Linked DNA regions of Homo sapiens: region 1 is linked to region 2. The links are chromatin loops, found by intact Hi-C in ENCODE. Cell type or tissue: dorsolateral prefrontal cortex. All regions are shown on one strand.

Region 1 (2,500 bases), 270 kb after region 2:
TTATAAGAATTAAATGACTTTAGAACCGTGGCCAACCCCCTTCAGCACTATATACAGTCAGCTGTTATTATTTAGCTATTTTTAAGGATGAACTGCAGTTTATACTTATTTCTAAACAGCATCAGATACTTGAGGATTTGTTTTTCTTCTGTGCTCCATAAAAGTATGGCCAGTAGCTTTCCAAAAGTTTGAAGCCTTAGTATTTTCCTTTCCTGGTTGGTCCAGTGATCTTCTTGCCATAGGTCCCTAGAGTCTGACAAGTTAAGCAGGAGCAGCTGGCAGAGTGATGAGGCTGGAGGTGGTACTTGAGAAAAGCTGAAACTCCTAGGGTGTGGATGCCTTTGTGTGTCCCACGGGAGCTGGCTCTGCACAGGGGCACATGTGGCCTTCCTCTTGTCCCTGCCCCGAGGAAGGTGAGCTCCAGGGTCACCTGCTCTCCATCTGTTCTCAAACCCCTGGCGCCTCCAGGTCTCTTCACCTCTCCTCTCCAGGGTGCCTTTGCCACACCTGCCTCAAGATGACCGCGGCCCTAAAACCATTGTTAAGCAGAAGCTCCATCCCCCGGCCCCTGCACTCCAGCCCATCACCATGGCCAGGGAAAGACTGCACACAACCCCAGGGCCTAGTCTGTCCTCTCAAACTAGGAAGGGCTGACTTACAAACGTGAATATAGGAAATTATATGTGACACCAGCCTGGATCACATGGTGAAACCTCGTCTCTACTAAAAATACAAAAATTAGCTGGGTGTGGTGGTGTGTGCCTGTAATCCCAGCTACTTAGGAGGCTGAGCAGGAGAATCACTTGAGCCCGGGAGGCGGAGATTGCAGTGAGCCGATATCCCGCCATTGCACTCCAGCCTGGGCGACGTGAGTGAGACTCCATCTCAAATAAAGAAACAAAACAAGAAAAAAAAACTATATATAGCTTTTGGTCATTCTGCCATGAGATGAGAGAAAATAGTAAAAGCCAATTTAAAAAGATAGTCTGTCCTAATTTCAAGTCAAAGATGTAAAACGGCAATATTACTGGATTCACAAACAGAATCAGATCTTCTGATTAAGATCCAGAAGACAACCTTTTGAGTCATGTATCTCTGCGTGGTATCTCCTGACCAGCAGACACTGTTGGGGAAATTCTTTTTTCAAAGTGGAAACTTGGAAAACCATTATTTAATTTATGCAATTTAATTATAAAATTTAAAGAAAAAAAAAAGGCTGCCTATGTTGTGTGTTACTGCCCCCCGGTGTCCACTGCTGTTATTGACACGTGTATTTTATTTGAAAAGAACAGCACCCTGGTGGTGCTTTCTTGACTTCTCTTTCACTTTTAGTAAAAATTGCTTGCGTTGCTCACTGTTCAGTGAATTCTCACTGTCTTCCTGGGTCGAAAATGTGGTATTCAGAATAGTGAGCCTAAAAATTAAGGCAACAGCGAAACACCTGGAACACAACAAACTTGAGAGTAAGGATTGGGTAATCCGAGGGGTTGCTTTGAGTATTCAGCCCTGTGTTGAATATTTCAAAATGGATACTAATTGGAAAAAAGAAAGTCCCCCTAATTCCCAGTGAAAACTACTCAGGCAAATTTCTAAAACAAAGGCTTAATTGTCCTCCTCTGGCTACATTGCTCTTGGCTATTTCTTAGCATTTTCTGCTCTGGGGGTTGACAGAGGCAATTAACCACCAGTCCATCAGTTGGTCACTAGTTAACATGTCTGGTGAGAGATCTGATGGGGTAGAGAATGTATTCTATTCACCAAAAGCACGTACTTCAAGTAAAAAATAACAGGTAGATCTCAATGGTATTTAGGTATTTCCTTAGATTCCTGTAAATCCTGTGTCAATTTTTGTCACCAGTTGCTGCCCAAAGGTCCAGGTTAGGTTTAGAAGTATCTTCCTCACTTTTCAGCACATGTCACATCAGCTAAGCTGAGTCACCAAGTACACTCAACAAACCAATATCTTTCTTTACTCCTGTAAGGCCTCAAGGCTCTATAATGAATATAAGAGAAATCTGTGGCCGGGTGCAGTGGCTCACACCTGTAATCCCAGTACTTTGGGAGGCTGAGGCAGGTGGATCACGATGTCAGGAGTTCGAGACCAACCTGGCCAACACAGTGAAACCCCCTCTCTACTAAAAATACAAAAAAATTGGCCCGGCGTGGTGGCGGGTGCCTGTAATCCCAGCTGCTTAGGAGGCTGAGGCAGGAGAATCACTTGAACCTGGGAGGTGGAGCTTGCAGTGAACCGAGATGGCGCCACTGCACTCCTGCCCAGGAGACAGCGCAAGACTCCGTCTCAAAATAAAAAAAAACTGTGTCTGTGTTTATGAATGAGTGCAAATTTGTTATCATTAGATGTGTAAACACTCTATTTGTTCTAAATTAAATTGAAGCTTTTCTGAACCCCAGTCCTGTGGGGCTGGTGAGGCTTTCAATCAGGCTTACTATTGGGGTTTCCAATGACCCAACCCTCACCCTAATTTCAGAACTGACTGAG
Region 2 (2,500 bases):
ACACAGGCAAATCCTTCCTCCACTTTGCTAGAGGACCAGCAGCCTCCCCTTGCTTGAAGACCTTGCAAAGTCTTCACCTAAGGGTCCTGCTTCCCAAGGTCAGCCCCTGCTGCCTCTGGGCTGATAAAGCGACATAGCTTAGTACATCCAGAGCAGAAAAACACAGTGCCTGCTCTGGGGGAAACAGTCTATGCACTGTAGGAAGAGCAGGCTCATAAGTACTGGCAGAGACTAGGGGCAGACTCGTGGGAGTGAATCTCAAGAGTGTTGAAATGGGGATGGATGAGAGAAATTTAAGGCTGAATTGGATAATTTATTGGCATGGGAGAACTCTCCTGTGACTCAATATTCAACACCTGGAGCTAGTCCTAATGTGTTGCTGGGATAGCCCCTTAAAACTTGGATATGGTGAGAGCCTGAAGTGAACAAAGTACAGATGCTGGAGCTACCTTATCAGAGTGGTAAGGACGTGGAGAGAGGTTTCATGGAGGTGAGCACGTTAGTTGGGATATTTTTCAAGACGGATGGCTAATGATGCCAGTGCTATTTATCAATGAAACTATAATGATTTCCACTTAACTAAAATATCTCAATTTTTGTAATTTAAAACATTACTCACAAATTAGTGGCTGCCTGAAGATGGGGGTAGAAGCAGGGTCGACTGCAAATGGGCACAACTCTTGGGTGTGATGGAGATGTTCTAAAACTGGAGTTTGGTGCTATTTGCATGTTTCTATACACTTACCGAAAACCATTAACCTGTACATTTCAAATGGGTGAATGTTATAGTAGGTAAATTGTACCTTATAAAGCTGCTCTAAGCATTACTCATAAGAATACTGTTGTTTATACTGTATAACTTTTACTATTGTCTTTAGATACGGCATTTTTCTAGGGCTGATGTCCAAGGTGAAATACTGTGACCTACACCTTTTCAGCTGTTTCAGAAAGCTGAGGTGAGACTGCAGATCATCAAGCAGTTCAAGGAGTTTGGGTAATTCCTATAGGGCAAACATGCAGCCCTAGTAAAACTGACAGTCACTGGGTAACTATGCCAGCTGATCCACAAGCACGCTTTTTATTAGAAGAACAAGAATTTGGTTCTTTTCCCAAAGATCACATACTATTTACTGGATATCACTTTGACACCAATACTTGCTAAAAATGACTAACTTATTAAAGGAGCAATAGTTTAAGCAGCATGCTATGTGAGAAAGAAAGACCTTAAATGCAGCTTATGTATATGATGACTATATAACCACCAGGAAAATTGGTCAGATTGGCAACTGATTAATTTTGGGGCAGGCCAGTAGAGGGCAATCTAGGTCCCACGAAAATACTTTGGGAAAAATAAAAGAACAAGAATTTAAAAAGAACATAAAAGACAATACATAATTAGATGGCACCAAAATTTTGATGATTGGGTATGTGAAGTCAGTAAGTCTATGTTTCCTCAGACTCGAACCACCTTCCTTCTTCATCCCTATTTCATACATAATAAATTCAGATCTTTTTTCATTCCAGAAAAGAAAAACCAAGAGAGAAGTGTGTGTCACTGTTAATGTCAGGGATTAACCTGTGCATTCTGCAATACTGTTAACTTTCTCTTTTCATGGGAAGCACTTGTATTGCAATGTGAGAGGAAGCTGGTCCCTCATATCCCCTTCTTGGTTGCCAAGCCATCTCTTAAATGGTCTTCTTCCACTGCACTCACAAATCAAAGAATTCCCAAATTTGAAGGCGGGTTCTTCAGAGTGTGGCTTTGAACGCTGCCTCTGTAAGAACCATGGGGTGGGGCAGGATGCCTGTCACCCATGTGGATCCTGGCCCTGTTCTAGAAAATGGAATCAGAACGTCGGTGTCAGCCCCAGAAATCCGCATCTTAGCACGTATCCCTCAGGGTTCTGGTATGAACTGCAGGGTGTGACCCACTGATCTAAACAAGAAAAGCAAGAGCTCTAAGAGCAGCCCATCTGAGGAACATGGGGCTAACTGCAGACATATCTCTCTGATTCCCTCGCAAGAGGGGAAGCGGAAAGCAAAGCGTAAACGAATGACCAGGAAAGAAGTGGGAATTCCAAGTCAGCACAGACTCAAATCTAGCGCATCTTTAATGTCGTCAGCAAAGTTGGAAAAACACAGGATGTCCTGAATTTGCAAGATCACTCTGAGTGGAAACATGCATTGAAGTTACTGGATCAATCAATAAATGCAAATGTCTCAGAGCAAAACCAGTAGGTAAGAAAGTCAGTGAGCAGTTGGCTACTTATTTAAAAAGTTTTTATACACACAAGAGCTCCCCAGACTTGCAGGAATGGGAGAGTTGCTTGGGAAGCTTGCTAAAAAACCTGATGCTGACCCTCAAGGGCATGTTTAAGAGGCTACCGGGGCACAACTCAAGTGGGACTTCTGGGGTCTGTAAAAAATGCCTGGATTTCCCTAAGCCATCATTCTCCACCAAAGTTTTATTCAGTGTGTGAGCCCAAAGAACACTTCAGTT

What was found. A loop is a pair of places that touch in the nucleus more often than their neighbours do. Peaks named below come from ENCODE experiments on the same cell type or tissue, not always from the same donor. Only the 100,000 strongest peaks of a DNase experiment are listed, where the experiment ranks them.
Region 1: it touches region 2 in a loop (9-fold over the local background); 68 of 110 quality-filtered maps call a loop at or near these places.

Annotation. Positions count from the first base shown.
Region 1 is chr9:17,530,591-17,533,090 of GRCh38, reverse strand. No RefSeq gene overlaps it. Among named protein-coding and RNA genes, the nearest start is that of SH3GL2, 47 kb to the left of the region's middle. In dorsolateral prefrontal cortex, a CTCF peak has its summit at 1,249 (motif pointing left); a DNase peak (open chromatin) is centred at 1,240; H3K4me3 peaks cover 775 bases.
Region 2 is chr9:17,801,251-17,803,750 of GRCh38, reverse strand. No RefSeq gene overlaps it. Among named protein-coding and RNA genes, the nearest start is that of SH3GL2, 220 kb to the right of the region's middle. In dorsolateral prefrontal cortex, a CTCF peak has its summit at 1,302 (motif pointing right); no DNase peak of the experiment used is centred here; H3K27ac peaks cover 261 bases.